Linked DNA regions of Homo sapiens: region 1 is linked to region 2. A link is a loop called in an ENCODE intact Hi-C map of the cell type or tissue named here. Cell type or tissue: gastrocnemius medialis. All regions are shown on one strand. Region 1 overlaps KTN1 (kinectin 1). Region 2 overlaps KTN1 (kinectin 1).

What was found. Peaks named below come from ENCODE experiments on the same cell type or tissue, not always from the same donor. Only the 100,000 strongest peaks of a DNase experiment are listed, where the experiment ranks them.
Region 1: it touches region 2 in a loop (1.9-fold over the local background); 6 of 110 quality-filtered maps call a loop at or near these places.

What each region holds. Positions count from the first base shown.
Region 1 is chr14:55,660,317-55,665,316 of GRCh38, reverse strand. It overlaps KTN1 (kinectin 1), which reads right to left. Exons shown (of 44, transcript NM_001079521.2): 32 at 3,705-3,795; 33 at 1,276-1,362. Among named protein-coding and RNA genes, the nearest start is that of KTN1, 83 kb to the right of the region's middle. In gastrocnemius medialis, a CTCF peak has its summit at 2,342 (motif pointing left); no DNase peak of the experiment used is centred here; H3K27ac peaks cover 4,503 bases.
Region 2 is chr14:55,610,211-55,615,210 of GRCh38, reverse strand. KTN1 (kinectin 1) reads right to left here. Exons shown (of 44, transcript NM_001079521.2): 2 at 2,640-3,192. The coding sequence starts at 3,162. Among named protein-coding and RNA genes, the nearest start is that of KTN1, 33 kb to the right of the region's middle. In gastrocnemius medialis, no CTCF peak of the experiment used is centred here; no DNase peak of the experiment used is centred here; H3K27ac peaks cover 2,913 bases.

The DNA of each region.
Region 1 (5,000 bases), 50 kb before region 2:
CCCAGTCCCACTAAAAAAATAAAACCAAAAAGGTGGCTCTTAACCATCAAAAACAAAGTAATATAAACAACCAGAAACCACACTAAAACCCTCATCGCTGACAGAAATGACTGTACAATTGCAACTACTCCCAGTGAAATAATAATGAAATGTCCTATCTGACCTAGATTTTCCTACTCTCTGGTCCCAATATACCTCTCAGCTATCTCGAATTTAACCTTTACTGAAAATTATGGCTAGATAAATAGGGATATAGTTAAATACAAATCCACTAAGCTACAGGAAATGTAACTACAAACGTATACTTGCTAAAAAAAAAAAAAATTTACAGAACTATTTTATGCTTAAACATTCCTTCAGGTGTCACTAAGACTTATATTAAAGATTCAATAGAGTACCATGGCACACAAAATATTTTCATAGTGCTAAAATTAATCATGTAGGTTCTTTCTTTTACCTGTCTGCAAAATTCAATACCCCTGTTTCACATTTACACTTGACAGGAATTTTCAAAATACTTAACTGGACTGGCAGATTCAATTTTCTCAATCTTTAAAAACAACTTCTCTATTACAATTCATTAGAAATCTTCACACCCAATGGTACAACTTGAGCTCAAGGAGAATGTCCTCCATTGTTCTGAAGACAGAGGGGGCTATATATTTCAGGAGTACTTTACATACTCTGGTCAAGAGAATTATCCCTTGATAGTAATATTTCATCTAAACATGCCATGTGTCATTGCTAGCCAGTAATACATGAAGTTTCAGTCCACCACCTCTAAGGAACCATTCCAAGCAACACACCCAAAGTTGATGCCTTTCCTGTATTTAAGACTTTGATCATTTCTCTACCTTATCTGAGACATCTTGGTGTGCCCTCCAAAACACGTAGTTTATGGCACATCCTACATATTCAAATGTGTTTGTTAATTCACCTAGATTTCTTTGGTTCAAAGTTTTCATGAAAGTTATCTTAACCAACCCAAAAGGCGCATATTGTCTGACAAGAGGTTAACATCGGTCTTCTGAGACTCTTCAGCTTAAAGTTGTGCTCAACAAAGCCCAAACAATCAGGTAATCACAACAAATCAGCATGCCCAAAATTAAAGCTTCAAGGAGTAGATGAAAAAAGCAGAGATGATAGAGATGATAAATATGGATAAGGAGATTTTATATTTAAATTGCAGTAAAAGTAAATGCTTTAGTCTGATTTTAAGACAAGCTGCAGATTTTCTCTGTTCAGTGGATTGTTTCTAGGAGTTAGCATTACAACCTTGGAAGTCTTGTTCACTTTGTCCTGCAGCATTTTTTCAGTTGATGCCAATGCTTCCATTGCTTCCCAGTTTTTCTCCCGAAGGTCCTAATCATTTTTAGAAAGAATGATTTCAGTTTATCCATTATTGAAAGATTTTTGCTTTTTTACTTCATCAGTATTTTGCACTGCATTTAAATGCTGGTTACTGCAAAATTATTTCAATGGGAAAATATGCATATTAGCAAAAAAATAAAAAGCAATGTTTAGAAGTTTGAATGAGAAAATAAAGACGCCCACTTTCCATGTTTTAGTATATATATCAAATAGGCCAGCTTTTAAAATAATTACTATGCACATGTGACAAAGAAGAAAGCATTCAAAAGTAAAGACACAAACCAAGAATACATACATGATTTCAGGTACATTGAACATTAGAAGATTAAAGACAGAGCAAATATAGAAGTATTATAAAAAGCTTTTCATGTGATGTTTAAACGAGGCCCAATAACACTCATAGGACTTTCCACTGCAGTGTAACGTTTTTTCTCTATGGTTTAATACAATTAACATGTTTCAAATCTACCTAGGAATCCCATAGTAACCCACTGTGTCCTATGTCTTTCTTGGCATGGCCAAACATTCATGCCACAAAACAACCTTACATGAATTGTATGAGCTAGTTGATCAAAGCAAAGGGGAAGGCTGGAAGGCTATAAAATAGATTCTCTTGGAGGCGAAAGAGGTTATTAAAAATTGAGAGATCTGGATTTTAACAGCATTTCATTCACAAATATAATCTGCTATATTTCAGTCTTTTTTTTCAGAATGAGAAATCTAAACAGATAAAAACCAACAACGAAAAATAAAAAGCCAATAATCACCATTTATTACTTAATATATGCCAACCACTGTACTTGGCAGTTCACAAATTCTCACCGTTACAACAACCCCATGAGGTATTTATTCCCATTCTATAGATAGGGAAACCACAGCTCAAGTAAGTTAGGAAACTGAGCCAAGTATACACAGAAAACGAAGTGGCAAAACTAGAAGGAAAGACTGACACTGCTATCTGCTGGCCTCCAGTGTCCTGGCTCTTTTCACACGGGTTCAATGTCTCCAGCGCTGCTGCTGCTGCTGCATTACCATGCCCTCCTTATCTCAGAAGTCCAATAATAAAACACAGTTAAGATGTTAGCAGTATATCGGCAAGTTCACCTCAAGTTTTGTGGCTAAGCAATGCTGTTAGTACTGTTATACCAACACAGAAGTGGCAATTCATGTACCTAATTTTGACAAACTCAGGGGTACAAGAAAATGTCAACTTGTTAAATTAACAATTTAACACAAACTTTGAAAAACAGAAAACACACATCCATTTACTAGCAATACTCCCTTAGATTTCAGTAACATTTTATCCTTGCTCAAGTCTTAGCAATCACACTACAGTGTACAAAAATTTCTTCTCTAGCAAGAATGCTTGGACTCTACTTACAGGTGTTGCCCTCTGGTATGAGAAAAGTTAAGAAATTCCACTAAATTGTTTGTCTATTCAGTAAGTTATTAGGGTTCATATTTCTGAAAGCACTATCCCTTCCCTTTCTAGTATAAATGTAGTCAGGTTCTAAAGCCTCTAACACACTTAATTACCAAAATTTGAACCACCTCTCAGTTAAAAATGGGAGGTTCTGGCCAGGTGCCGTGGCTCACACCTATAATCCCAGCACTTTGCGAGGCCGAGGCAGGTGGATCACTTGAGATCAGGAGTTCGAGACCAGCCTGGCCTACATGGTAAAACCCCACCTCTACTAAAAATACAAAAAACATTAGCTGAGTATGGTGGTGCACGCCTGTAGTTCCAGCTACTCAGGAGGGTGAGGCAGGAGAATCGCCTGAACCCAGGAGGCCGAGTTTGCAGTGAGCCAAGTTCAAGCCACCTCCAGCCTGGGCAACAGAGCGAGACCCTGTCTTAAAAAAAAAAAAAAAAAAAGGGCAGGAGGAGGTTCCAGAAGGCTTTCAAAAGACCCCATTACTGAGTATACTGGGTTTGAATACTGGCATTACTTTTAGTTTACAAAAAGGCCAGCCCAATCTAAGAGGAAATATCTTTGATTTTAAAATACCAAGCTGAAAAACATGTTTTTCCAAATAAAAGTTCAACAAAAAGTCAATTGCATTTTTAGCTTTTTAAAATAACTAAAGGTATAATAATTATAGCTTCAACATTTAAATATTTATAAGAATAAGAATTCATCTTTTCACTTATTTAAAAAAAACTGTTCTCCAATAATGCCCCGCCCCCCGAAAAAACTACACACAGAAAATAGTACTTTCTTACAAAGATTAAGAAATCTAAAGTAAAAGTAGATTTAAAAAAAATTCCTGAACCATATTTCAGTGTTAAAGTAATAAAAAGAAAAGCTTCATTCTGATAAAGATCTACTTACATTGTTTTTCTTCCTCTGGTGTTCAACTGCATCCTTCAAAGAATCTAACTCATTCCAGAGACCACTTATTTCTTTCTCTCTTTCTGAAATTCTAAACCAGAACATGAATACATGTAGCAAGATTTTAGGTAAACAGTAATACAACTTAGATCCCTACCTATCAACATTTGCTATTACAAAATAAAAATATCAAGAGATAGCACCTTGAAAAGTACATTAAAGAGTCTACCTACTGTTGACCATACAAAGCCCATCCTATGAATTTCAGAAATGATTTCTAATATAAGTTTTTATGCCTAATATGGTATGCTCAGGCTTGTGCTAAAGAGAAATCTCATCCCCTAAGAAACATATTATGAAGATATGAACTGTTGTAGCTATTTATAGTTTTACCTGGGTCAGTACACAGTAGCTATTTTTAGAGGAGTTAAAACTGATGTAGAAGCAGTCCCTTAAATATATTTTTTTTTCCAGAGGGCAATGAATCAGTTATAACTTTAAATGGCTAACCCACAACAAAAGTATAATATTAAAATGAGCTCAGTGTTTTCCTGCCATTTTCATACCAATCTCAACATTCATGTTTTTTTCTGCTACTGTTTCCCAGAAACGCAGAAGGCAATGGCAAAGATTCATAATTTGATTCTGTTATAGTTGAGAGTGGCTGGAGTAGAAAGTTAAATAACAAATAGCTCTTCCCTGAGAATCAGTGTCCATATAAGAGGCTGGCAAACTAGGGCTATGGGCCCACTCCACAGTCTGTTTTTGTAGGTCCTCAAACTAAGAGCTGTTTTTACATTTTTAAAGTGTTGTTTTATTTATACATGTACACACATATACACATATATATACACATGTATAAAACAGACCTATGGGTCCCACAGGCCTAAAATGCTATCAGGGCCTTTACAGAAAATATTTGCCAACCTTTTCTCTATATAGTCAAACTCAAGACTCGATTTAATAGTCAATAATTCTAACCTAGTACACAAGCAACTCTGTAAACCAACCAAGATGGAAAAACATTTAGATTAAAAGAAAAAAAATTAACAATATTCCCAATGATAGATCACTTACATCATCTATTAATATACTTAATGTGGTTGACATTTTAACATGTTGAAACACACTAACTTATGTGAAATGACCTTAAATGTAGCCTCACAGAGAAAATTACAGGCCAACAAGAAAAAGGTATCAGTAAAAAAAAAAAAAAAAAAAAACTCCTTAAGAAAGACAATCATAAAGACTATATGTATGTATTTTTTTTTTCTTGGTGCCAGGCTGGAGTGCAAT
Region 2 (5,000 bases):
GTAAATTTCATGCTGTAATTTGCCACAATAAAAATAAATAAAATAAATTATCTCCTATCAGTTCCCATGATAATTCTCTTCTTACACTTGAAATATTCCTTTGCGGTATCCTTTGGGAACTGCTTCTACTGAATACTGCTTGTTCTCAGGGTTGGGGCTTCAATTAAAATACTTCCCTTGGATGAGCTATCTACTCCCATGCCTTCTACTACCTTCACGCTTAAGGCTTCTGAATCTACTTTTCTACATTTACATACCCTACTGCATCCTGAGTTGCTCTACGTAGATGGCCCCACAGGCATTGGAAACACAAACTGGAAGTGTTCTCTTCTCAATTCACATCTAGTCTCTCTCCAGTATTACCTATTTTAGTGCTACCAACCATCTGCCAAGCACAAGTTGGCAAACTTTTTCTGCAAAGGGCCACGTAGTAAAAACTTTAGACCTTATAGGACATATGGTCTCTGGTACAACTATTCAAGTCTGCCACTGCAGCATGAAAGCCAGTCATAAACATATTATGAATGAGTGAATGAATGTAGCTGCATATAAAAACACTTTATGAGTACTGAGATTTTGACTTTTTTTTACATTTTTACATTTCTCAAAATATTATTCTATTTCCCAACCATTTAAAATGCAAAAAGTGTTCTTGGTTCATGGGCATAAAAAAAGGAAGTGGGCTACATGCGGCTCACAGGTTGCAGTTTGCCAACCCCAACCTAACTCAGAACTTGGGAGATCAGCTTTAATCCTATCTTCTCCTTTATCTGCCACACCTCTATATAGTGAGGTTATTCGTGTCATTCTTACTTTGCATACTTCTCAACTTTGTTTCTTCTGTCACTACCATAGTTCAGGCCTACATCTTAATTTTAGAAAACTAAAATAACCTCTTAACTAGTCTGCCGGCATCAAATACTGCCCCATGAAATCTGTTCTTGCTAGCTCTGCCAAAAAAATCTTTCTAAAACAGAAATATGACCATGTAACTAAACTGCTTGAAAATCTTCAACAATGGCTAACCTAAGAAGTCCTAGCTCCCTGGCACAGTATCCAAAAACCACCATGATCTAGCCACTGCTATCTTTTCAGCTCTGTTCCCTACCACTCTCTATACCTCACGTTGTATGGCTCAATAATACACTGTACTCTTGCAGCTCTGTGCCTTTACATGATATTCTGCCAATGAGTAATGAGACCCCACTATCTGCTTGATGAAGCGATTCAATGCTCAGGAACTGCCTCCCCTGTAAAGCCTTTCAGCCCAGCATAAGCAGTAGTTGCTTTAGCTTCTATATTTCCTCTATACTTTCTCTATCTCCTACATAAACCACATTTTTTTTACTGGCTTACGTGTCCTTTTCCCCAACTAAAACATGTAGTTCTTACTATGCCTTGATCCTAGCTGACATGCAAATATTTAAAATCCAATACAACCGGGTCAAGCGTGGTGGCTCACGCCTGTAATTTCAGCACTTTGTGAGGCCAAGGCAGGCGGATCATTTGAGGTCAGGAGTTCGAGACCACTCTGGCCAATATTGTGAAACCCCATCTCTACTAAAAATACACGCCTATAATTCCAGCTACTCGGGAGGCTGAGGCAGGAGAATCACTTGAACTTGGGCAGCAGAGGACACACTGAGCCAAGATCGCACCACTGCACTCCAGCCTGGGTGAGAGTGTGAGACTCCCATCTCAAAAAAAAAAAAAAAAAAATCAAATATAACCTCCTACAAGTTAAGACACACAAATGACTTAATGGTACATACAAGTCCTTTCAAATAAAACAAACTGTTTACAGTTTCACACATCGCCACGCCAATTTTCAAGGCTTTTCCATTGTACCTATCAACCCCCTTTCCCTGGAATCTCCCTCCCCTCCCCATCCACCCAAAAAACCTAACTAGTACTTAACCAAACTTTAAAAATTTCTGGCATTACTTGCTTTAAGTGGTCTACCTTAGAATTCCTACACTGGTTTAGACATATCTAGACCATTACACTAAATCTTTCATAATGACCTATCTGTGTCTACAGCTAGCACACGACTACCTCGAAAACGCACTATTCATCTCTGTAGCCCTAATACCTAGCATAATGCCTAGCATAAAACAGATATATGATAAATGTTAGCAAAATGAAGCAATCAAGGGTGAGAAATGATATCTGATTTTAGCTTTTCACCTTTAATTCTTACCATATCATTTAGAAAGTTCGTAACTGCTGATATTTACAGGTCCTAAGTGGTTTTAAGTAAAATAGCCAAAGTTGGATATTTATAAGATGTATGGGGTTTTTTTTTTTTCTTTTAATTTCTTGTAGAGATGAGGTCTCACTTTGTTGCCCAGGCTGGTCTCAAACACCTGGGCTCAAGGGGTCCTCCCACTTCAGCCTCCCAATGTGCTAGGATTACAGGCATGAGCCACTGCATCAGGCCCTGAAGTTTAAAGTGCTATTTTATGATCAATACTAATTTCTACCAGCAATTAATGTTAATGAAGCAAACACATAATGAAATGAATAATCATGGTTTCAAATTCAATATTAAACATTCTGTGTATGTACCTAACAGAATATCTCAATTCCAAGCTCCAAATCATACAATAAAATTAAATAGATTAAATAGATTACAATACCGCTTCCATTTTTAGACTTCTTCTGCCCTGGTTTCTTCTTCGAGGCAGCTGCTTCAGAGGGAGGGGTGGGCTGTTTAGTAACTGGGACAGGTTCTACTTTTTTGCCAGGAATCTTTGATGCGTCACTTTCTTTGATGACCTGCTCTTCAAGCACAGGCTTTTGTTTCTTTTCCTTCTTTTTTCTTTCCCTAACACTACTTGAAGTTTCAACGACATTCAATGGAACAGGTGCAACTTGATCATCTTCTACTGCCAAAGCATCTGATAATTTAAAGTCTCGAGGTACACTCTCAGAGTCGGATTCATGGAGGTTTCCATTCTGGATTTCTTTCTTTTTATTCTTTTTCTTTTCTGCTTTCTTTTTATCTGTTTTGGTAGGAATAAGCTTTTGTTCTCTTTTCTGTTTTGCAAGAACTTCATCATATAATGTTTCTTTCATGAAAAGCCAGAAGAAGAGGAAAATTACTGTAATAACTATTGAAGGAATAAGAACAATAAAATATGCTGACTCATAAAACTCCATGGTACTTTTGTCAATGTGATCCTATAAAACCTAAATAGGGAAGAAGGTGGGGACAAAAAAAAAAAAAGAACCTGTCAGTCTCATAAAAATTAAAGTCAAAACTGCTGCTCTTTCAAGTGGCATTTCAAATCTAACCTGACCTACAAATCTAAACAGGTTAGTTCTTTAAATCACATTCTTGATTTATTTGCCAACTACAATTCATATATACTATGAAAAATAAGACAAGTGGTAACTAGAAGGAGTAGAAAACATCCTTCCATTTCTAAATCATGTGAAAATATCCTAATTGAAGAGAAAAAATTTAAATATTCATTACTTTCTTTTCCCGAAATATCCACTTTTGGTACTTTATTAGTAGTTAACTTTTTTGTTTATTGTACAGTGTTGATAACTACTACACGTGAAAATAAGGAGGTACTATTACCAACTCAATGGACATTCATTAAAAGTGTCATATTCTGAAATGCACACACACGCAAAAAGAGGTGGTTTATTTACAGATTAAGACCAGTCACCAACTGCTTGCATCTTTACACCAGTGACTATCAGCCTCATGATGCAGTGGGATCTATCAAGGATATAAAAATCTAATAAAATTAAAATTGAAATGTTAGGATGTGGCATTTTGCATTAAAATAAATTACAGACCAAGCGCAGTGGCTCATGCCTGAATCCCACCACTTTAGGAGGCTGAGGCAGACGGATCACTTGAGCCTAGGAGTTCCAGTCTACCCTGGGCAACATGGCGAAACCCTGCCTTTACAAAAAAAAAAAAAAAAAAAGACAAGAAAATTAGCTGGGCGTAGTTAAGTGAGCCTGTAGTCCCAGCTACTTGCAGGCTGAGGTGAGAGGATCACCTGAGCCTTTGAAGTCGAGGCTTCAGTGACCTGTGACTCTGCCACTGCACTCCAAGCCTGGGCAACAGAGCAAGTCTCTGTCTCAAAAAAATAAAATAGTGAAATAAATTACAAGTTAGGAACTTATCTCAGTTTTTTAAAGGCACCCCATACTGCACAAAACAAGTTATACAGCAAAAGCGAGGCTGCCATCAACATCCTACCGAAATTGCTAAATAAAAGGCTTTGCCTCATCAACAGAACATCAGCCCTACTTTTAGATGGACTCAGTAAGTACGCCCGGGGCGGGAAGGGGGCGGGTGGCGATGTAATTTGACTACCAACATCTGCCTTGAATATACATATCACTTACGTGAAGGGTAGTTTCTGCTAAAATTAAATCTCAAAGTATAAATGATTCTGATGTTGAGATTCTAGATATTGATGCTCCTTACAAACATGCATAAGCCACATAAAAGTGACTTGTATTCTTATTCATCTCAAATGTGTTGTAGAAAAAGACAAGGTATATAATACAGATATAATTAAACATCAGGACATGTTTAGGATAAAGCAAATTAAAGTTAATTGCTACACTTTTAATGTAAAAATAAATCTGAGAATTTTTTAAGTTTTTAAATTATCAATTTGGAGAGTCTTGATATGTCATGATTAGATAAAGAAACCAAATTCTACCTAAACGGGTAACTTATTCTAAGAATTATTTTACACCTAAGAAAATACCTGATTTTAAATTGGATAAATGTGAGTTTATTGAATATAAGACTTTGCCAGAACTGTAACAACACGGGTTTGAACTGCACAGGTACACTTACACATGAATTTTTTTTTTAACCAATTGTTACTGAAAATACGTATTTGCTGGACGTGAAACCCAAGTATATGGAGGGTCAACTTTGTATACTCAGGTTCCACAGTACTCCAGGACTTCCAGCATGCTTAGATTTAGGTATACACAGGGGTCCTGAAGCCAATCTC